Linked DNA regions of Homo sapiens: all the other regions are linked to region 2. The links are chromatin loops, found by intact Hi-C in ENCODE. Cell type or tissue: endothelial cell of umbilical vein. All regions are shown on one strand.

Region 1 (8,000 bases), 900 kb before region 2:
CAACCCTAGGCCTCCGGGGTATAGCTTTCCCATTGGTGACCACTCAACAATTGCCATACTTGACAATTATTTGAGATTTGCCATGAGCCTATTACTCACCCCCAGATGGAAAAAAGCAGGAAGTTGTTTTTGTTCCCACCAAAAAAGTTTGCCAGATAATGTTCTGACATCTTGATGTGACTGTTAATAGCATCATCTTCTAAACCCAAAACATCAAATCTGCATTTTCCCCATGCACAATTGGTGTTCCCTTCCCTGTGGTAGAATAAAAGCTAAATATGCTGTAAGCCTCTGTTAAGTTCTGTAAATTGTATGGGATATATATATATAAAAAACACACACACACACCCCTATATTTTTTTTCATAAAATACCTGTGGGTGTTTTCATTCTTTAGGTACCATTAGAATTCTGAGCACATTCAATCAATTTTTTGACTTGGTGGAGTAGAGATGTGTGATGTAAGGGAGAGATGTAGGGAGGCGTGTGGAGTTTAACTGAGTCCTGGCCACTCTCCCTCCCACTTTGGAAGTGCAGCAGCACCACCATTCCATGCTTAGGTAGGTAAAATGTCAGCACAGGTCGGAGAGGTCTATCTATGGAGGCATCTGCTCCCTGCAGCCCCATGAGTAATAGCCAGGGTGTGGAGTGAGTGGGAGAAACATACTCAGCAACAGAAACTGACTGCTGTGCACGCAGAACCAGGCCACAAGGAGAGAGGGAGGAGACCCGTGACAGTGGGCTGCCGGCGGACAGAGGCAGCTCGCTAGCAAACAGCTTCTCCTCTCTCCCTCGCTCCTTCCCTAATAGGACTGGAATCCACGCTGGGATAGGTGAGATAGCACACAGGCAGATTGCCCACCAGATGGTACAATCTTCTATTTAAGAAATATTTGAAAGGGCAACAAAATACAGCAGAAACCATCCGACAGTCCACATGGCTAATGCAAAATTAGCCAAAATCATGGCAGTAGCAATGACGGGGTGTTGTGGGGTGAGTTGTAGGAAAGGCTGCGGAGAGGTGAGCACCGTGATGTCACGCAGGGCAGGTGGCGGGGAGTCTGAGCTGCTTCTCCATTATTGCACCGTGGTGCTTCATGTGTTTCTAGGATGCCCAGTCTGTAGCCTGTGTCTGAGAAGTGCCAAGGCTGAGGGTGATGGCACAAGTGTGGCCATCCAAATTGTGTCTCCCGAACTGGGAGGCCTCTGGATGGGATGGGACGTTGTTTGTCATTGCTATTCTGAGGCTCTTTCCTCATTTCCATATCTCGGTTGAGTGGCCTTTTTCTTCCTGATGTCCTGTTACAGCTCTATTTGTCAAAACCACGTACACCGTCAGCATCAGCACGATCATACTATTGTTCATTGAGCTCTTATTTTGTCCCAGGTACTGTGCTAAGCACGCTACCTCATAATAGCTAATGCATGCTGAGTAGTTGCTACATACCAATCGCTGTTTAGAGTGATTTACATATATTGTCTTATTTCATCCCCACAACGAACTAATGAAGTAGGCACTGTTATTATCATTTTCATTTCACACAAGGGGAAAGTGAGGCCTGGAGACCCTGAATAACTTTCCCAAGGCTACATGATTATTAAGGGGAAAGAAATTTGTCGACTCCCATCAATGCTGTTTAGTGCTATACTCTAGTGCCTCTGATATGTTCTTTTCCTCTTTTCATCCTTCTATGACCACCCTGTGAAGATGTCATCATTTATAGTATATATAGTTAAGGAATCAGCAGTTTAAAGAGTGTAAGGAATTCCCTGGGGTTGCATGTCTAACAAGAGTTGTTAGTCTTATTCCAAAGCTGGTGACCAACCACCATGGGAGACCATCTCTTTTCCACCAGCCACTCTTGCTCCCTCTCTCCCAGCACTGACATCCTCAGCATCCATGCCTGAAACCTCAGCGACACATTGGCTTTGTATTTTGTTGTTTTCTAAGTCTTATTTCTTTCTCATTTAGGGTATCCTCTTTCTATTCCCCTCTTCTCCATTCCCATTGCTACTAGCTAGTCAAGACGAGGTTTCTTTGCCTTCATAGTATTACTAAAGTACTTGCCATTAGTCTCCACTTGTCTTTCCTGTAAAGATATTTCATCCCACACTACGCCATGACTCCTAGGCATGAGCCTCCAAGACAGACCCTGCCTGCAGCATTCTAGAAGTGGATGAATGATAGAATGTTTTTCTCTATTATCTAGCCCCTAAGACTACAAGAAATCTTTGTGTGTGCACACACATTCACCACAGTGTAAAAATAGAAAACGTTGGGTGTGTTTTCCATGGAATTATGTAAATAGATCTACATAAATACATTTATAAGAATGAAATTTTGAGCAGAAACTGCTCTCATTGTTTTTGTAATGGGTTCTAAAGAGAGAGCTGCTGTCTTATAGGGCAAGTCGGTTTTCCATCGAACTTTTCTCTTTGACCATCATGGAGGGAATGTTGGTAGTTTTGATGTTTAATTTTCAGAATGCAGTAAGGCTTCATTATTCATAGAAGATGTCTTCCTGGGAATTACAACAGACAATAATGGAACAGAAATGGGATTGACTAACCCATTGACCTTGTATCACAAGAGCAGAAAGAAATAAAACCTGAACAGACCCCCGTGTTTTCCATCCCCCCAAGGGCTCTGTCTGTTCTCAGGCCTGGGCTGCTTTCTGTTTTCCCCTCTGGAGGGTTCCAGTATCAAGTGTCTCTGTGTTAATTAACTCAGCATGTGGCACATAAAGGCCTGACAGCAGATAGCTAATGTTTTGGATATGCACTAAGTTTAAGGATTAGCTCAATTCCAAAGGACAACTTAACGCTGCCACTCTACCGTTGACACTTGGTGATCCGAGGCAAATTTCCTGTTCTGGGCAATCTTCCTTCTGCCACCATCACACATGTGGACTTCAACTCCTCCCTCTCTGCTCTTAGAAGCTCAGACAAAGCAAACCAATTTAAAGACTTTCATTTGATCTGAATAAAATCAGAAAGACACATCTTGCAATTGCTGGTAAAAACCAACAATAAACAAAATCCCATAATATGGCAGATTATCTGTGCCAATGTTTGTTTCTCCTACTATGGCAATTTTACTGTTTAAATACATTTATATGTATATAATATCAAGTAAATACGTGTGTGTGTGTGTGTGTGTGTGTGTGTGTAAGTAATAAGTTTATAAGGGAGTTTCACATCTAAGCTCCAAAAGCCAAATTCCTTAGAATAGGTATGTGGTGAGAAACCAGTATGGTTTCTCTTTGGCCTGAAATATTTTTGAACATAGAGTAGTACAAAGGTTGAAAAATGACAGGTGATAGGCCACATGTGGCCTCTTGACATGCTTCATTTGGCTTTGTGCAGTGTTCTTAAAAATTTATAATTGAAAATATGGGACTTTTTTTCAAAGTTTGCATTTTTGGGTTTCCTTGTCTGGGTCTGTACTTCTTCACGGCAAAAATTGACAGGAGCAAAGCAGCCCTGTCCCTCCCTTGGATGGGGCATGTGTCAACTTCATTACAAGCACACAGGGTTTGAAATGCCAATTCCTGAACCCCAAATTGTGCTTTCTCGTTGTTCTGCCAACCTCAAGTTTGCTAAATCTCCCACTTAGTTCCTGATAGTTTCTTGGCCGTTTTGCCCAAAGTAGTCTGTTAAATAGGACACGCTGGGTGGAGTTGGGCAGGGTTCATTTTAGACTCACTTTTTATTTAACTTTTACAAAGCAGGGTTTTCATGACTATTGACCAGCTGCCCAGAAATTACCTGGTGAGTTCCTTTTCAAAAATCAAAACAAACAAGCAAATATAAAAAATATGGAAAGGCTGACAAATTTAGCCATTTGGCATGGCATTTAAAAATGGATGTAGCAGTATTTTTAAAGTACTCTTTCAAATGTCATGACAGCTGTCCAAATTTGTAATTTTAAAATATATTTTATGTTATCACATACATTTGCTGTACACTCTATCAAATATATGACTAATATGTGAAAACAAATATGTGTGCCACCCTGCTGACTCATGCTCTTTGAGACATTGGAAACTCCTTGAAGGACCAACTAAAAGCCCCTTGTGGCTGGAAAGAGAAGCCCAAGGCTACCAGTGCTTTTCTCTAGGGTGTTTGCTCAAGGATCAACTTTCATTTCCCCTTGGAATGAAAGGCACATATCACAGAAATTCCACAGAATCAGGCGCAAATAAAGAAGACAGATCTTAACTTAAAGACCTGAGAATGGTTCTTTAAATCATTCATTCATTCATGTGTCCATTTATTCATCTATTCACTCACTCAATGAATATTTATTGAGCAACTACTATGTGACACCTGCTGTGATGTTAGATGCCATCAGGGGATAAATATATGGACAAAATTTTATGTTTGTTTTTTTTTTAAGGAGCTGTATGAGTTTCTAAGTCCCACTTAACAAAGTGCCATGATTGGATGGCTTAAACAAATTTATACACTCATGGTCTCACAGTTCTAGGGGACAGAAATCTAAGATGAAGGTGTCAGCAAGTTTGGTTCCTTCTGTGGGCTGTAAGGGAAGGATCTGCTCCAGGCCTCTCTCCTTGGCTTATAGATGGCTGTCCTCTTCTCCCTGTGTTTCCCATCATGTCCACCCTTGTCTTGTACTTGCCTGTGTTCAAACTTCCTCTTGTTAGGACACCAGTCAGTCATATTGGATTAGGGACCACCCTAATGAGCTCATTTCAACTGAATCATCTCTGTAAAGAACCTGTCTCAAATAAAGAGACATTCTGAGGTACTTGGATTAAGAATTCAACATGAATTTTTTGAGAGCACACAATTCAGCCCCTACAGGAGCTTCTAAGGTAATCATTTCTATACTCTAAGTTAGAGTGCTTCTGTTTCAGTTGTTGGTCCTGCTGTTTCTTTTTCTTTTCTTTTCTTTTCTTTTTTTTTTTTTTTTGAGACAGAGTCTGGCTCTGTTGCCCAGGCTGGAGTGCAGTGGTGCAATCTTGGCTCACTGCAAGCTCCACCTCCAAGGTTCACGCCATTCTCCTGCCTCAGCCTCCAGAGTAGCTGGGACTACAGGCGCATGCCACCACACCTGGCTAATTTTGTTTTTGTATTTTTAGTAGAGACGGGGTTTCACCGTGTTAGCCAGGATGGTCTCGATCTCCTGACCTCGTTATCCACCCACCTCGGCCTCCCAAAGTGCTGGGATTACAGGCATGAGCCACTGCGCCTGGCCAGTCCTGCTGTTTCTACTGGCAAAGGCATCTGTCTTCCACTGTTGCTAATGACCATCTCATCTATTCCTAAGCTGTGCTGGCCTAAGAAATTTTAGAAGCTAATAAGCCTAGCTTGACTCTGCGGACACAAAATTTCAGGAGCTGAACATGGGATGGAGATACAAATGAAAGGGCCTTGATTTCAGGTGTACCTGTTTGTAACCTGAAGAGCCAGCTTATGGCCAGGAGTGGAGATAAAAGATCCCTGTAGTGTTTTCTAGTAGGATAAGATGCCATGAAATGTGGGTGGACAGAGAGAGAAGAGCCAGTCAAGATAAGTTCTAGGCCAGTTAGACAGAAACGTTCTTGGAAGTAAAAATCTTGGTAACACAGAGACTGTAACAAACATGACCCATGTAACTCTTGATGTGCAAGAACAAAGGGAGAAAGAAGCAAAGAGCAGCCAGAGATCTAGGTCCGACTGGTGGAGTTTGTGGAGAATGTGCCATGAGGCATGAGTTGGGGGTATACAGTTAGGAAGCCTTGGCTGACATTCTTAGACAAGATCATGCCAGAGCCCAGGAAGAGACTCTTGTGGGGCCCAACTCTGAGCAAATCTGTGAGGTAGGGGCCCCATCCTCATTATACTGTTTTCCCAAACCTTTTCCTCTCTTTGCCTTTTCATTCTGGCATCTTTCCTGTTTCATTTTTCTGGTATCCTCAGCTGACCCAGGGTACAATGAGAGCTGAGAAAAATCTTAATCTCTTTCTACAGCATGCTAATCACCTGGGCATCTTATTAAGATGCGGATTCTGATTCAGAGGGTCTGAAGGTGGGCCCAGCCTGGTCCACTAGCCACACTTTGAGTTGCAAGGGTTTATGGGATGATGGAGCCCAACAAGTTTCCGCGAAAGCCTTGCTCTCTCTTTCAGGAGCTCAAGGCTCAGTGGGTTCCCTGGATTAAGAACAGAAGATGCCCCTCTTAGTTACTGCAATCACCTTAACTTTTACTAGCTCCTGTATTCATTAGTAAGGGTTAGAGAGAAAAGAAAAATAACAATAGCGTTCTTAATTGGATCCCTGAAAAAGATACTGCATTTCCACTGATTAAGGCAATTAAAGGTGCAAACATTGCTGCTCAAAAGCTGACATCTTCAGGTGTCTCATAACAAAAATTAATACCACTGCTAGCTGTGCCACCTAGTCATGCTGTAAAGAAAATTAATTACTGCAACCAAACTAATAATAACAGTGCAGGCAGAGTTGTAGCAATCTTGTGGCTTACCATTGGAGACTGAGCAGGGACTTTTGCCTCTCTGTTACCCATGAGCGCAACTCAGCAATTGCTGACTGTAACATTTCTATTGTATGGTTTATGCTAAATATGCATATCTTAATTGCATTAGTCAAAATAATTAGCTAATATATTTTTGCATAATGACGAGGTAAGCAAATATCACCATAGCTCAGTGGTTCTTGCATGAGTAAATTTGGAAAATTAATAGACTCCCAATTTCCTAATTATCTGTCTTTTATTCCATGCTCAAACAAAGAAATGCTACTGCACACTCCTGGGCATCGTGTAATTTAGTTTGCACCTTGAAAATTTTAAAGCACCTGTGTTTGTTTTCTCCCCGTTTTGCAGGAAAGTGATATAAAAGAAAAAAATGCAGCTCCTTCCTTTAATCACTCTTAAACTGAAACATGAAGAAAGTTGTGGATCAATACATTTTAATTTCTACATGCAAGTGGTGTGTTGAATTATAAGGTGGTTTTAATGCATCAGAAAACTATTATAAAATTAATACAATTGTCAAGATTCTTTCCAAAGTGATAGTCCACAGCAAGCATCCAAATTCTAGAGGAATGGTGGCATTTCCTCCTACTGTCCTTCCCCTTGAATCTAGCAATCTTCCCAGTTTTGCCTAGATGTTTCCCCGTTTTCTCACACTTGCAGGTCAATGGTGCATGCACTAAGCATCATGGTCTCTACCTGAGGACAGTGTGGTTGAAAAATAAAGCTTGCTGCCTTGACAAACTGCTTGGCAGACAACAGCCGAATTCCTTTGGGTTCCATCTTATTTATTTGGGCCTGTGATTGGGAACCAGGCTAATATGCTGAGCTACCTCATCAAACATCTTTCTTTAACAGAGCCTGGCCATTCCTGTCTAAGGTGTCAACTCTTCTCAGTCTTCATGAGAAAGCATATTCTTAGCATGCTAATCTAACGCATAAGGAACACAAAAATCTGCCCAAAAGGACATTTGAGCAATATGCTAATATCTTCTGAAGAGCTTGGAAACATTCTCGCCTCATGTCTTCCAATGGCAGGTTTCAGGCCACCACTTAAACGGAAGAATGTGCTGGGGCCTGAAGCCCACCACATCTGGATGAAATCCTCATGCCAAGCCCTAAGCCATCAGTCTAACAGTAGACAAGTCATTTAGGAGAGAAAGCAGCTGGGTGAGAATTTCCCTTAAGTTTCTGATGAGTCTTTAGATTTCCGGTGGCTTATGGGAGAGCAATCTGTAACCTGATAAGGGAAGAGATCTTCATTATTGTCACTTTGCCTCTAAACAAGCTCTGATCAAATCAATTCCCTTAGCAGGTGCGGTGCTTGTCAGGATTCCAGCCTTGAGACCACTTGGGCTGCCTGTCAGCAAACTCCATGTAGGTGTCTGGAGCAGGTAGCAGCTGCAGGCTGTAATGTCCTCCGCTACGGCATTCACTTCCAGGCTCACATGCAAATCGCCAGCAACTATGAAGAGAATGTATGTAAAATTCATTTTAATTTGTGC
Region 2 (8,000 bases):
GCTAATTTTTAATGGATAATTTACACAAAAGATAGTTTCTTTTCTAGAAACTGAGGTGTCCTTTTAAAATGGCTGCTTTTAGTCTTTAAAAAAAATGATAGGAATCGCGATTTTATGTTTGAGAAGGTGCGTGGGCTTTATCCACAGTGCCTGATTATTTTGCTCCCAAACAGGGGTTCTGGCTCTGAGGGCAGATTTATAGTTGAATTGGGGAACAAAAAGATGTAATAAAGTTAAAAGCTTACACTATCAGAATGAAATGTGTTTGTTCATGATCTCTGGACCGATCTATTTGATGGTAAAAGTGGATGCTACAGATGAAATCTTTACAAGGAGCATAATCCTTAAAAAAAAAAAAAAAAAAAAAAAGTCCACCTCCCAGCCTCCTGCTGGCTGTGCTGCCTCTTTGGTACCTCGCAGACTTCGACAGAGCCCTGGACGGGTGCCCATTGATGTCATGGAAACACTCAAATTACTGAGAATGATTCATGTCTATGCTGGTCTCTTATCCTCCCCCACACAAACAGGAGTAGATTTTTAACCCTGACAACTTGTAATTTGCAGTGGGTTTATTTTTGTATCTGGATAAATATTTTTTAACAAGCAAAATTAAGATTAAGCAGTCTGTATCTGATATGATAGTAAAGAATGCTGGGTTCCATGTAGCCAAGAGTACTTTGGGGACTCTGCAGCGTGAATTCATATTCTTCTCCTCCTCCTCTCCCTCCTGCCTCTTTCTTTTCCTACCTCTTGCTCTTTGCATTCCACTCTTCCTCTCTTTGTTTTTCTCCTACTTATTCTCTCTCTCCTTTTAAAATCCTGCCCTTTTATCTTTAAAATAATGGAAGGAGTAGCCCAACTTATATCTATAAGTGAGGCAAATCCTGGCAGAAAGATTCCTCCCTCCTGTTCTGTGTGTTGGAGTCAAGTTGGGAAATAATGCTGAGTGGTGAAATTCTACAGGGGATAGCTTCAGGAATTCCTTCTAGAGAAAAAAATAGATGCTTTTTCTTCCTTAAACTGTATTTTACAATTTGGATTTTTAGAAATTACCAAAACAGGACACTAGATGTTCAGTTTCTTAGGAAGTCAGAGCAGATTCTACTTTATCCATCTTTCTGTCTTTCTGCCTGCCTCCTTACCTGCCCAGCTTCCTGCCTGCCTATCTACCTGTTAAACAAGTGAATATTACATCAAAGTAAGTGATGTAATGGTGATATTGAAGCATTCTTAGATGCAAGAGCTTAAGGAAGGACACGCGTCCTTTGATAGCTCATGAAGGTCGAGCCTTTTCTGTTAGTAATATTTATAGAGAGAAGTTAAAGGGTATAAGTAGCTTAAATTTGATGTACACAGATGAGTAAATATGTCTTTGTGACCATTCACACTGCTGATACAAGTATAAATTTATCTTTTCTTCAGTGCAAAATCCTCATACAATGGAAGTTATTCTGTTAGATCTTCTAAGACTGACAGTCTGTGCGATGGTGTCTTGTTTCACTGAAATTGAAACTGATATGGGGCATTGATTTTATACTTTGCGCTGAGCGCTAGACCAGAAATGGGGCGGAGGTGTTTTCCCAACTTTAAGATTCATTAAAATCAGTAGAAAAGTTAATACTGGGAAACGGGGTTAATTTTAAGACTTAGGTTTGGCTTTCTTTGAAAACCACCATCCATTTTATATATGTAATGACTTGGATACAGGATACCCTTTTGACCACATAGAAAAATTTATGGATATAAATGTATCAAAGATACATTCTTTGTGTGGGGTCAGGAAGGCATACTCTAATAACATTGCCATTGCCATTGACCTAAAAGATAAAAAGACTACTGTTACTTTTAGCATTCGTGTTGAGTTGAGAGGGGAAAACTTGGGGGTTGTAAACTTCAGAAGGAAATCTATTCAGCCTCTCAAAATACAAGTTTAGAGTTTTCCTGTTGGAAAAAGGAATACTGTAGTCCTATGTATCAAGTACAATTACTGTAAAGCTCCAGTCTTGACGAAAGAAGTATCCTTTAGACTTGCGTGGGGTGGGGTCTTAGGCACCTGCCTGCCTCTTTTAGCCCCTTTTAATGTTCTGGTATGGACAGATTTCTACAATGATTCTCCACATGTCACTATCTGGACTCTACTGCTTAGATCTCTTGTAATGTGATTTCATTATCCTCCCTAATGATTATTGGGGTTAAACTTTAAAAAGAAACAAATGAACACCCTTGATTTTATTCTTAGATGTGGCCGAATAGCATCGAAGGGTCTATAGATCTCTGTAGAGCAGTCTACAGATAAAAATTGGGTTGTTAGAATTGGAACAAGACATTCACATTCCATGATCCCTTGTCCTGCTGGGTCTATTGGTGGAATCTGAACTTGGGTTCAGAGTAGGCAATTTTTCAAAAGCCCTGTTTCCCAAATGTAAATTCCATCATCATCTTGATCATGATGGGGTTCACTCCTGGGAAAGGGAGTTTTTAAAAAAGAGAGAGAGAGAGAGACTCAGAATTTTGAATAGTTTCTTTGCTAAATTCACCATCTGGAGAGCCTGTGATTGATTAGTTTTGGCCTCACTATTAAGTGTCAATATAATCAATGGGAATTACTAGGCTAGGGTCATTACATAGATAATTTGCCTGCTGTGTAAATAAAAATGAAATTGTTTAAATTTTGTGCAAGAGAAAGTGAAAATAAGGAGTTACGATTTGTTTGTTAGAGAAAGTGGAGGCCATTGGAATGACAGTTTTTGGAAGTGTGGAGCAGTTTGGCTAAGAATAGGAATGAAGGATATTTTTTTCCAGTTTATCATAGCCAGAGTGAGGAAGTGTTATTCCCTCTCTTGCTTGCATACATTGCCAGTAGTGCCTACTTTACGTATGTAAACATCGGGGAAGAGCAGTAGATGTCTGTTACCTGGAGGAGATTTTTTTTTAAGGAAAAACACAATTTACACTTTTTTGTCGTTTCTCTTGGCAGGTAAAACAGAAAGGGGCTCATACTCATCTTATGGGAGAGAATCAAACTTACAGGGTTGCCACCAGGTAAGTGAGAATCTCTGTTGCGGAAGGGTTGAGAGGATTAACCTGGTAAATCAGTTTGTTTTCTAAATTAGATGATGCATTTTAAACTGTGACACCAAAGATGCACCGGCAAGTCAGATGATGGCTCTCTCTTTAAGTAATGAAATAACACAGAGCTTAGAACTAATAAACACCTCATCTTTAGATCGCTGCTGTATCAGAACTACATTCATGGGCTTGTTTTTATTTTTTAATCCATCAGCCGGTACCAGTGGCACTGTTTGCAAACCAGCAATGTCGGTGAAAGTGGTTCTATTAAAAGAGTTTATTTGCAATTAAGAACTTAAGAATTTCTTACGCAGGAAATACTTCGCGGAGTCATGTGTCAGACCCTGGGTTTCGGGTGGCTATTGCCCTAAATTATAGTTTTCATAGGGGCTGTATGATGTTGTGTGAAAACAGGGTTGTATTGAGGGATAAAAATGTCTGTGAAAATATGATTTGTTGTCCCTTTTTGTTTCTGAATTGTTTTTGGCTGGAAGTCAAGGCCAGCAGGCTAACAGCAAAGCCGTCTCAAGGGAAGCATGCGTGAGCTAGAAAAATAAGAGTACTTTAATTAAATAATAAAATGCCAGTGTAATACAAAGGTATAGCATGTGTGTGTTTGTGTCTCTGGGCACTTTGCATTTGTATACTTTAAACTCTCCAGAGAGAGCCTATTTCTAAAAATACTGTCAATAGCTAAAAGTATAAGCTTTGTTTCAAGACAACTGAGTTTTTATAGATGCTTTCTTTTTCAGTTCAGTATCAGTATTAATCATGTATTTAAAATCTTTTTTAAAAATTTATACTTCCTTTTTATAAGTGCATTGGTTTCTTACTTTGGAAAACTCTTGATGGAATTTAATAATCCTCTTTAATATTCAGAGCTCTCTACTGTTTTTATTATTCACGCAAACAAAATGTACTTTTTTTTTTTCAAATGCTGGAAAGGGGATGCTTACTCTCTTGAACTCTCTCACCCTCTGATGTTCTTGATGGGGGAAAAAAATCTATTTTAATTTTATTTTAAACAGCCCATTTAATATACCCCTGAAAAATGTAAGCAAAGTTTTGTTTTTGTAATTAAATCGAGCCTATGAGGAAAGTTTCCTTTACGTACCAGACATAGGAAGGTACGACTTCTGGTGGGTTGGTGTGTTTGTTTTTTCCCTGTATATATTTGCATTTTTAAAGTTTACTCCCTTGGCCCAGCCACCAATTCAGTCATATTCGGCATCTGAAAGATTTGTTGCATTGAGGTGAACAGTGCTTGGTTAAGAGCTCCTGCCGGAGTGCAGTTCATGGCAGTTTGTTTGGAAAGAATTCTGCAGGAAAGAAATTTACAGCCATTCCAGCGCAACGGAAACATCTTTGGAATGTGAGTGCAAATGTTCGGGCTAGATAGCCTGGGCGACAAGCCTCTGAGTGCTGTGTCTCTGGTGTAAAGCTCTCAGTTCCTGCAGAAGACCGTGTTCCTGTGGGTCTGGTTTCTGAGGGTCAAGGCGGAGGTCATTAGAGTTTTGGGGAGAAGAAAGTTGACAACATCCTTCCTTTCTGCAGATGGTCATGGCAGAGGTCTCTGTTTTCGCTGGGCCCCTTTTTCTGGTCATTGAGAGAATAGGCTTCCTCACCCCTGTATCCTTTCTTACTAATAGGAATTGGCGTGATTCCTCACAGACACAAAGATTTCCTCTGCTGAGTAAGCGTGAGGCCCCTTAACTTGTGAAAGCATCATCCAGACCGTGTGAGTCTGTCTGTGTATGTGCAGAACACAGACCCTCCTTTCTCCGTTTGTGGGGAATACTTCCCTCGGGTGAAACTGAAGTTAATTTTTTTTTTTTTCCAAACACAAGGTGAGAAGTGGAAAGGGGCAGAGGGTGGAAGAGAGGTGGATGGATTGGCATGTGATGGCTGAATTTCTGGGCCTTGGGAGGTTCGTTTTGAGGCATTAATGTCCAGGAAAATTCTTTTGTATATAGCACTATGACTGCATATGCTTTTCTTAAAAAGCCTTCGTAATGTAGCCGTGGAGTGTGGAGATTCCTTCATTCTTAATTTGTGCTTCATGGTTGTGAGTCTTGCAAGAGTCTACTATCTCTGTGCTTAGCGTGGTCGCAGCAATCTCCATAAACAGTGTGATTACTTAGGGATAAATAAAAGTGAAATTTTGGAAATTTGCTGACAGAGGGAAAATAGGGACTGAAGATGAAAAATGTACAGAGTATGAATTTCTGCTTTCTGTGAAATTTGAGAATAGAACAGACCATAGTGTGTCTTCCAGTGAATCAGTTTCTCTTGTGCCGTATTGTTATTTGAATCCCTGTCTACAACATCAGCTATGCAAACCAAAGAGAAAGGCAAAATCTCAGTATCTTGGGCTTCAAGTCTAAATAGCAGATCACAGCTGAAATGATTCCCCACTGTGTGACAAGGTGAGTGACTCGTGGAGGGGAGGCTTTTGTTTTCTTCTGTTTACTACATGATTGAGATACGGAATAGGAAACCTTCAGATGGTGTGCCCTAAGGAGCTCCAAAAGCTGCTTTATCGTATTATAACAGTGTATCCTATGGACTTAAAGGGGTGAGCAGTGCTATATGGAAACATGCTTCTTCCAGTCTCAATAGCCTTTTGTTTGGTGTAGAGACAGAGTGGTGGTAAGCAACAGGTAGCAAAGCGCTGTCCTGGAGGAATACATTATTATTGTGAGACGTGTGTTGTTTCAGAAATATATCAAGTTAAAAATAGATATATATTTTAGATTTCTCCTAAGGATTTAACACTAATACTGATGGACATATGACGCTTTTTTAAATGGATATATTTTAGCAGAAGAATGAAAGCCGGCAGGTTCTTTATTAGCAATTAAGTTGTTTTCATTAAAAATAGTAATGAGATATTATTTCATTAATGCATTTCCACCTGAAGTTATCAGAAATAAACATGGTGACTTTTTGAGACTTTTAAAATTGTGTTGAAAATGAATCAATAGATAAGCAAAAGTAGCCAAACGAACTTTTTTGAGTTCTTACTAAATATGACAAAACTAATTTAAATCAAATTGGGGTACAGAAATCACACCCAGCTTAACATGTTCTTGCCAAATGGTAACCTCATACTCCTTTTAACTGGCAGAGAAAATGAAATTTATAATGGAAAGTCTGACAGAAACGAAAATGAGTGGGAATAAAGTTTTTTGCAAGCTAGTCCAACCTTAATACTATAATAGCCAATAACTAAAACTTAATGGGCATCATTGCAAATGCCAGAAGGGAAAAAATGTCATTTGTTTTGGTTTCTTTTTGCTGCTTTGAATAGAATGTTGGGTGATTTGCAAACTTTTAAATTTTGCTAAAATCTATTTTTTTAATGAGATGATGATATCAAAACAAATACTTGTTATTACTTCTCCCCTTAAATGGAAGTTTAGAGTTGATTATCAGGAATTGTTTGTATTTTCTTTCTGGGATATAGCCCAGGTCTAAAGCCATGGTTTCATTTTTAGTATTGTGTGTGTGTGTGTGTGTGTGTGTGTGTGTGTGTGTGTGTGTGTGAGAGAGAGAGAGAGAGAGAGAGAGAGATGGGGAGAGAGAGAGAGAGAGAGAAAGAAAGCTGCCTATCTGAGACCAATCAAATTAGAATCTTGTGAGCTGGGCCTGTGCTTTTCTGACAACTCCCCAGGTTATTCTAATGTGCAGCTAGGTTTTATCATTTCCTAGAATGTTCTGTAGAAATATACCCTGTATTAATGACTTGTGTTCAACATATGACCTTGAAAATGCTTTTAGGCTTTTTGCATTAATTTGATTATTCAAGGCATGGAAATATATTGCATATGAACTTCATTTAAAAGGCAGTGAAAATTAGTGATATAGTGAAAATCTTCAAATCTTTATATAGAATTCCACAACTGAATGTCCCAGCCCATATCTTGTTTTCTCTAGTGAAGTCCAAGGCTTTAACCTCATCCAAATTCTTTTTCTTCTTCAGCAAGTGATCAAATAGGACTTTGCTGATACAGTTATTTAATGTTTACATCTTAAAATGACTAATGGAATTTAAGAATTAGACCTAATCTAGGAGGTTGTTGTTAATTTCCAGAAACTTGGAGACCAGGGAGGAAACATATTTTCTTAGTTTGCCCATAGGCTTGCTCATTTTTGGTTCATCGAAATTAAGCATGTAGTTGATTCCAAAATGAATTTCACATTTCAGAATTGATTTCTTTGTCTTGTTATTTTTACTTTTGATTCAATAGGTATTACAAATGACTTAATTCTAAACTTTTGGCCTCTTTTAGTTTTTCTTATCTAAAGTCAAAATAGAAAGGATGTAAGTGAAAACCGTACAAAATTATTTTGTTTATTACGAAATTGGCAATTGAGGCCAATTAGGCCTTGCGCAAGCAGAAATACACATCGCTTTTTAATTTACTAAGATGCCTAAGTGTTTATCCTGAGTGTTCAGCACATCCATCGAGGTCTTATGCATCCTTCCTGGGAAGCTCTCCCTTGCAGGGCCTTAGCACCTGTCTTCATCGTGCTTTTTAAAATTTGCCATCATTTTTATGTGTTTGTTGCATGCTGATTTCCACAGGATTCTGTAAACTCCTGGAGGGCAGGGACCATGTCTGCTTTATCCTGAATGTGTACCATGTGCCTAGCAGGGCAAAAATTGCAATGACCTAGTGTTTCTTTCCTCAGCATCACTTTTGGAAGCCATTTTGAGGGAGTAAGGTCTGAATAGCAATGTACATGAACCATATTGTGAGCATCTTTTTCATGCCTACGAAAACCAGAAAACTGCACTCTCCCAAAAAAGTCCTTTGGAAGCTCTTCCTTCTAACATGCTGTGCAGGCTCTGGAAGGACACCAAAGTCATACCGTGGAGAGACACCCACTCTGACTTTTTGGGGGGTTGAATCGTCTCATTCACCTGG
Region 3 (8,000 bases), 310 kb after region 2:
CTCTACTTTACAATACTGCCAAAAAATGTGCCAGACCCTCTCTAATACTCCACAAACCCTACAAGATAGCAAGGAACCCCCTTTTTTTTTTTTTTTTTTTTTTTTAATAGCAGCGACTAAGCACTGGCCCAAGGCCAGAGGAAGAGAAAGGTAGAAGTGGTGTTCGATGGGGAAGCTTCTGCAGAGTGTTGTCAGAAGGAAGGGCAGATTCCATATGAGTGACTAATTAAGTAATATGATTCTCTGGTTTTTTTCATATGATGACTTTTAGCACTTTGAGACCTGAAACAATCTAAAAGCAACTTGGCAATCATCATTCATTTTTAGTGGAGAAATTAATAACTTGACAAGGAAACACTTATTAACAGTCTTTCCTGTCTAGAATGGCAGAATATAACAAGATTATTTGAATAAGAAGTTTATTCACTTCTTTTTATGAAAAAACTTTATTTTAATCTAATTTGAGACTACAAAAAGTTGCAAAAGTAGCACAGAATTCCTGCATACCTCTCACACAGCTTCCCTTGATGTTAACATGTTACATAACCATAACATAATTATTAAAACCAAGATAATTGCATTGGCACAATACTATTAACTAACCTACAGACTTTATTTAGATTTCACCAGTTTTATTTATTTATTTGTTTGTTTGTTTGTTTATAGAAAAGTCACTATGTTGCCCAGGCTGGTCTCAAACCCCTGGCCTCAAGCCATCCTCCTATGCCAGCCTTTTGAGTAGCGGGGACTACAGGGACAGCCACCACACTTGACTTAGATTTCACCAGTTTTTACACTAATGTCTTTTTTTTCTATCCCAGGATCCAGTCCAGGATACCACATTGCTTTTAATTGTCAGTTCTGCTTGATCTTCTCTAATCAGTGACAGTTCCTCGGCCTTTCTCTGTCTGTCATGACCTTGACACTCTGGAGACGTGCTGTTTAATTTGTAGAATGTTCCTCAATCCGGGTTTGTCTGATATTTTCTCATGATTAGAATGAGGTCATGCATCTTTGGTAAGAATATCATAGTAATGATGTTGTATGCTTCTCAGTGCATCCTATCGTGGAGCTCACAGTATCGGTCTGCCCTATTACTGGTGATATTAACCTTGGTCCCACCATTAAAGTAAAATCTCTTTATTGCTAATTGTCCAACTGAATAATTTGATCAGAAAACTTAACCCAAAAGGAACTCATATGCAGATTCTTATGCTTTGGTGAAAAAATGACTGGGTGGTATGATTTCACGGGGGCTGTTGCTCTAATTCTCTCATCTCCTCCCTCAACGAAATTCTTTATCTTGCAAGGACTGCTGCCTAAAATACCACCATCAGACCTTCACCCACTAAACCATGGCTTCAATTCCTATGAAAATATAGATGTTTGAGGGAAGAGATTCCCATGAACTGTGTTTAGCTGCTTCTGGGAGCACCTTTGCTCCCAGGGAGGAAGGAGTAAAAGGAAAGAGCAGTAAAGCATTTTCTGCTGCCATTTGGATATGGAGGGAATGAGGTTCCTAGAAAGATCCTGAACAGATTTGCTATATAAGCGCCAAAGTGATCTCTTTGAAGTACGTGTCTGATCTCCGATTATTTTGCTCAAACCTTTTAATTGGCTTCAGACTCGAGCCTCACCTTACCTTTGCCACCCCCAAGCCAGTGATCCAGAATTTCTTTCCATTCCCCAACTGTGATTTATCTTCAAATAGTGACACATGCCATTCCTAATCCTTAAAATATTCTTCCCCAGTCCACTTCCCTGGATTGACTTTTACCAACACAGGAGGTCTTAACGTAGTGATCACTAGACCTAGAAGGCCTTCCAAGAACTCACAAATTTAGGCATGTTGCCCTTCATAGCCTTCTGTGATTCCTCTTCTCTAAACTTAAAGGTGTCTCCTTATAGAGCAAGGGTTGGCAAAGAATAGCCCATGGGCCAAATCTGGCCCACTTCTTGTGTTTTTAAATAAAGTATTATTGCATCACAGCTATGCCTAATTCTTTATGTATTACCCATGGCTGCTTTCCTATTATAAAGGCAAAGTTGAGAAGTTGTGATAAAGACTGTATGACCTGCAAAGCCTAAAATATTTACTATCTTCCCCTTTACAGAAAATGTTTGCCAACCCTGTTCTAGACGTAAGTACCATATAAGCAAAAATAACATTAATCTTGTCTGCTATTGAATTCTTAGCTGTCATAACCCCAGGATTTAGCCCAAAGTAGATCTTCAATAAATATTTGTTGAATAAAGACAAATCTCACAATTTTATCCAGCACAGTGTTGTCTGTATGTTACAGCCAAGTAGAATGTCTAACGTTAACACAATTAAATTTTTAAAAAATCCATAATATTTTGTATTTGTTTCTGAGAATTGACCAATGGAAGGATGTCCATATGTTATTCTTAGCCTTTATACAGTATTTCTCATCCTGAAATTTAAAAAGAATGATTTCCAGTTCAATTAAACCCAGAAACCTCATTAGCAAGATGATAATGAGTTCATGTGACCTGTCCCCAGATCAGACCAACATTGACCAGTTTTACTAGAATTATTGGTTTTTGTGTAGACTCAGTAGCACATCCTGGTCCAGGTCAAATTTAAAAAATAATTTGGGAGTGCAGTGGCTCACACTTGCAGTCCCAGCTACTAGGGAGGCTGAAGTGGGAGGGCCACTTGAGTCCAGGAGTTCAAGACGAGCCTCGACGACCTAGGGAGATCCTTGTCTCTTAAAATAAATAATAATAATTTGGGATTCCCAGAGAGTTTCTCAGTGAAAATGTCAAACCTAACCAGATTAACCACTATTCCATAAGGACAAGAAGGAACTAAGATTTCCCATGCAAGTGAGTGACTAAAATTAAATTAACAAAATTAAGAGATAGACAGCAAGAAGCATGTTTGTGCTGCTTACTCTGAGTACTTGGACATCTCCTTTGTATTCACTCTAGGAGGCCCAGCTTACACCTGCCTCTAGCAGGGCTTATGGATTTTATTACCTCTCCAAATATGAAAAAATATAGACTTAGTTTGCAGACTCTTGACTTCCTCTGGGAGAGGGCTCAACATCAAAGCAACTATTTCTACAAACATTTAAAGCATCTTTTCTCTTCCTGCCTTCCTTCCCTGACTGCTTTGCTTTTGGAAACACTAAACACACCCAGTTTTCCAGGCTCCGATGGCTCAACAATACTACTTTTCCTTAGCAAGGAGCACATTACTGCCATGATTTATGGCTGGTGAGTAATTAGGAGCCTGTTGCTATGGTCTGGGGTTGAGATCAAAAGAACCATGTGTCAAAGTGAAGGGAGGGGTGACTGGAGCCCAGGCAGAAGGGTGGTGGTGTTTGTTTGTAATCCTAACCAGAGAGAAGCTGGGCCATCGCTTAATTGGGAAAAGGCTCAGCGTCTGAAGAAAGCTATGAAAGCGGAGCCTGTTCTAGAAAAAGAATCCGTGTGTTTTGCAAATCAACAATATTTAGTGATAGGTGAATCTCCAGGGGGCCTGGAGGCTGGACGGTTTGAATTAGTACTCAAAGGTTTGGAGAAAAAAAATGTGAAATGTATGAATACTGAGTATAAAAAAATTGCCCAAATTGGTTCGCTTATGAGATTTCTGGTATTTCCTTCTCTGGTCAAGAGGAAATGCCAAGGGAAGTACTGCAATATTTCAGTACTTCTGTATCTGCAATCCAATTTCCCAACGAATATCGATTCTCTCTTTCTCTTTATCCCTCCTCCTTCCTGGCCATGGAGGAGGACTTTGGCGGCAGAGATATGGAGCACATGGGTGGGTCCAAGCGTGGCTGGATGGAGGTTCATGGAGCTGGTTGGGGGTGGGGTAGGCAGGGGGTGAACCAGCTGGGCTCTGAGGGCTCTGGGGTTTCATCTGCTCTATATTTATGACTTTCTATAAATCACAACTGGGGCAATGGGAAAGGCCTTGGACAGAGTATAAGGAAACCAGTTTTCCAGTCCTGGCTTTGTTTCTAACGAGCTGTGTGGCCTTAGGCAAGTCAAGATTTCTGGGTCTCAGTTTCCTTATCTGTCAAATGAGATTGACTGACTTTGATGTACTCTAAGCTCCCATTCAGCTCTCAAATGCTATGGTCAGATTCCCCTACTTCAGCCCTTGAAACTGCAATGGGCACTCCCTTTCTGAGTAGAGGTCCCGTTCCACATTCCTTTTGAGACAGGAACGCTGAACCTGGGTGCAACTGGAAGGCATTTTAAAATGGAATATTCAATTCTGAAAGAGAAGCATTTGGATTCAAACACACACAGAGTGCAGATTGCGTGGACTGAACCGAAAGGACCTTTTTGGTGTTCACAAAGTAAACATAAAGCAACTGCGACCTCATTCACCTTGTGAAACCACAGATATCCAGATGATGCGATTAGGAACAGGGCTGCACAAAGTTAAAGTCCTTTCTCAGTGTTTGGACAAACCGACAGTGCAGTGGAAGGGATGGCTTCAATTTGCAGGGGGATTTTCCAACTCTTACCCACTTTGCCAGATAGAGTTGCAGATGACATTGGAAAAGCTAGGACCCTTTAGAAGATGTGTGTGTGTGTGTGTGTGTGTGTGTGCGTGTGTGTGCGTGTGTGCATGTGAGAGAGAGAGAGAGACAGAGAGACAGACAGAGGGACAGAGAGAGAGAGAAAGCAAGGATGAGCATCATGTGGGCTCAGGCTGCTGGGGCCTTGGCTCTGCCCACATGACCAGTAAACCATGCTGCCATCTAGTGTGGGCTCAGAAACTTCTTGGCGTGCTTAAGAGACATGGATGAGCATAAAGAAATGAAGGCATGAGTACGCAAAAGCTCCCAGGAAGAGGCACCATTAGTGTTAAGTGATGAGACCCCCATGGCCTCCTTTCTCCCTCTGATCACCCCATTTCTAGTTAAACACACACTTGCTTCTCTACGTAGCCTTCTTAGCACTTATGAAAAAAATCCCAAATTCCACATGAAGGCTCTGCCCATTGATAGTCATGCATTCTCCTTTTGAAAAGTAAAAAGTTAACATCAAAGGTCATAAAAAAAGTAAACTATTTGGCAGAAAACCAGGGGAAGAATATACAGATTATCCCTCACTGTGTTCCTCAACAGGAAAAGTGTCAACCTGGAGAAGTTTACTTTGCAAATTATAAAAGGGGATTTTATTTTCAAGTTAGCGAAAGGTGGGTATCTCAGGATTGACGTGACGCCATGAAATTGTACCCCTGAACGTCTCTCTGGAGCACATGCCCTACAGTGGAAAGGTATTCTTGATAAGGCAGATAATGGGTGGAATTATGCTAATCAAGAAAACCTTACAGGGTGAATAATTTAGTAACCCTTTTCTGAGAATAAGTGCCTATTTTAAAGTTCTAAATGACACCATAAATGTAGTCAGGCATAGATTTCCATACTGATATGGGATAATAAACACAGCCGGAGTCTGAAGCACCTTGAGGGACATCCTGCTGTGCTTATTATCCTGTACTTCCCTACTAATCACTGGAGCCTAAACCTTAATCCTCATGGCTTTGTTTACCTAGCACTTTGTCAAGTCCAATACATTTTGGTTCTTTTACCTTTCCCGGAAAGACAGCTGTAAGTATGGAACTTTGTCATTTTTCTCCTCCGCATGGACTTGAGATCTTTTGTTATAGTCTGAAGTCCACATTTTAAAATTTGAATTGCTGCTCCAGAATTTTTAAAAATACGTGATTAGCATCACATGGATGCTGAATAAGTCTTACGTTGCTATCTACAAACTTCACTCAAACACTAACAGTGTTTATGTTTCTAGACATTCTCCCATTGCCACTTTGGCTGACTTCATAGGGAGTAAATAGTGACAAAGCTTTGAAGGAATAAATTTGTTTTACTATAATACTGCTCTATTGTTTTGCATATTTGGGTTTTGCCAAAGATTCATTTCCTCAAAAACTTCCAGTGATAAGAAAAGTTGAAAGTCCACTCTCCCATCTCTATTCTTTTATATCTGCAGTGATTTGTGTCAAAGACACACGCTGATAGACCCTCTTAGCAGAACTCGGGCTGCAAATCTTACTGGTGATCTCACTTACTTAAACCATCTGAGGAAACAGGAGGGCTGGGAGAGAGAAGTCACTGTACAACTCTCTCTGAACAGTGACCAAATGTTCAACCAGATGCATGAGGAATGGGCTAAATGCAAACCTCAACTCAACCCTTCTGGAAGAGGAGTAAAGGTTCTGGTGATACTCAACTATGTGAGTAGTGGGAAGGGAAAGGGGACAGGAAAAAGACCATAGGATGGGACCATGTTTGTTCTGTGCCCACGTCACAATGCTCTTATTATTTCCCATGTGGGAGAGATGTATGCACTGACCACTGACTTTTAAATAGGTTATGGATCCCTAAGCCCTCACACAGGATGTCTTTGAAGGTTCATGTGGAGAAGGATGTCTTCTTCCTGCAGCATTGCAGCAGCTCTCTACAGGGCAGGTTTCAGGTGGTGGACTATGTTAAGTAAATAGGGACAAAGGTGACAAAAACATATCTAACACTATGAATGAAAAGTTGGGAATAAAGACTGAAAGGGTTTGGTGAAGTGCACAGACTTGGAAGTTAGGTGTGTGGGTTTTAACTCCAGATTGACCCCTTCTGAATTGTATAAGTTGTTTAACTATGCTCTGCCTCCATTTGTTCATCTTTAAATGAGTAGGTGTTTTTATGACAATAAAAACCACTACTACTATTATAGAGACAATAATACCTACTTATGGGATTGTTGCAATGATTACACAAATTAACAGGTATAAAGTATATAGAACAATGTCTTGCATGTAGTAATTGGTCAAGACATGTTATGAATTATTATGTCATTGTTAAAGGAAAAATTGGGTCTGGGTACTCTTAGCGTAACAAATAAAAAAGAGACAATGAGCTCAATTTTTGAACATATTCATATCCATGGATCAGTAGATCACCTAAGTTATATACCAATCAGTTTTGCTTTGGACCAAGCAGGAGATTCAGAGGCCCAGGACTGGCTGCATAATTTGCAGGCCCCCATGCACAATAAAAATGGGAATGTCTTGTTCAAAAATCATTAAGAATTTCAAGATGGTGACTGACAGCAGAACATTAAACCAAGCATGGAGCCCTTCTAAACATATGGTCCTGTGTGACTGCACAGGTTGCACACCCATGAGGCTTGCCCTGCAAAGGCCACATAAATCATGGCCTCTAGATGCACAGAGCTTACCCTCTAGCCCTCAACTCCTATGTGACCTTTTTCTTTTCACTTGGTACCTGTTGTTTCATCCTTTTGTGGTAGTGTGTTTGGTGTTTGAATTCATGGCTCAAAACACATGCTTCCTGGAAATCATGTAAGAGCCTTCAGATCCTGTCTCTATTTTCCCATATTTCCTGCCCTCTTCAATTCACTGCAATCTGGCTCTTGCCCCCCACCTGCCAAATCCCCATCATATTCTAACACCACTATCATCTGCTCTGAATTTTTGTGGGTGGAAACCAATGGCTTCTTAATTTTCTTCTTACAGTATTTGTCTCATTTAAACTATATAATCATTTACAGCTTGACAATGGATGACATTATCCTAAAATTCTCCTCTCTAACTTCAGTATATGTTACTTCAAAGTTCCCTATGTTTCTCTTCTCTTTTTCTGTTTTTTCTTTTTTTTTTTTTTTTCACTTCCTCAATAGCTCATAGTCCTCAGGGATTTATTTGTAATTTTCAGTCCTTGTTCTCATTCTTTCTCTACACATGCTCCTTGAGGATCTTACTTGCTCTGATGACTTCAGCTACCACTAAACAATGTCAATTCTCAAATAAGTATATTCACCCTTTTCTCTGCTGGTTATAGACCCATATTTCCAACTCACTCTAGACAGCTGTAACTGGACATCCTTAAGTGGCAACTCACTCAAAACACCTCAAACCAATTAATGTTTTCCTCATTCCTCTTTCTTCTATTGCCCATTTTTATTATACTATGACT

What was found. A loop is a pair of places that touch in the nucleus more often than their neighbours do. Peaks named below come from ENCODE experiments on the same cell type or tissue, not always from the same donor. Only the 100,000 strongest peaks of a DNase experiment are listed, where the experiment ranks them.
Region 1: a loop joins it to region 2, with 2.6 times the contacts of the local background. A loop is called at or near these places in 2 of 110 quality-filtered maps.
Region 3: it touches region 2 in a loop (5-fold over the local background); 2 of 110 quality-filtered maps call a loop at or near these places.

What each region holds. Positions count from the first base shown.
Region 1 is chr18:56,295,187-56,303,186 of GRCh38, reverse strand. No RefSeq gene overlaps it. Among named protein-coding and RNA genes, the nearest start is that of LINC03069, 110 kb to the right of the region's middle. In endothelial cell of umbilical vein, a CTCF peak has its summit at 4,066; a DNase peak (open chromatin) is centred at 4,036.
Region 2 is chr18:55,398,496-55,406,495 of GRCh38, reverse strand. TCF4 (transcription factor 4) reads left to right here. Exons shown (of 20, transcript NM_001083962.2): 6 at 2,978-3,042. Among named protein-coding and RNA genes, the nearest start is that of TCF4-AS1, 50 kb to the left of the region's middle. In endothelial cell of umbilical vein, no CTCF peak of the experiment used is centred here; DNase peaks (open chromatin) are centred at 455, 3,515, 4,535, 5,405 and 1 weaker place; H3K4me3 peaks cover 3,762 bases; H3K27ac peaks cover 6,207 bases.
Region 3 is chr18:55,093,223-55,101,222 of GRCh38, reverse strand. No RefSeq gene overlaps it. Among named protein-coding and RNA genes, the nearest start is that of LINC03035, 12 kb to the right of the region's middle. In endothelial cell of umbilical vein, a CTCF peak has its summit at 4,757 (motif pointing left); DNase peaks (open chromatin) are centred at 252, 3,292 and 4,742; H3K27ac peaks cover 2,263 bases; H3K27me3 peaks cover 594 bases.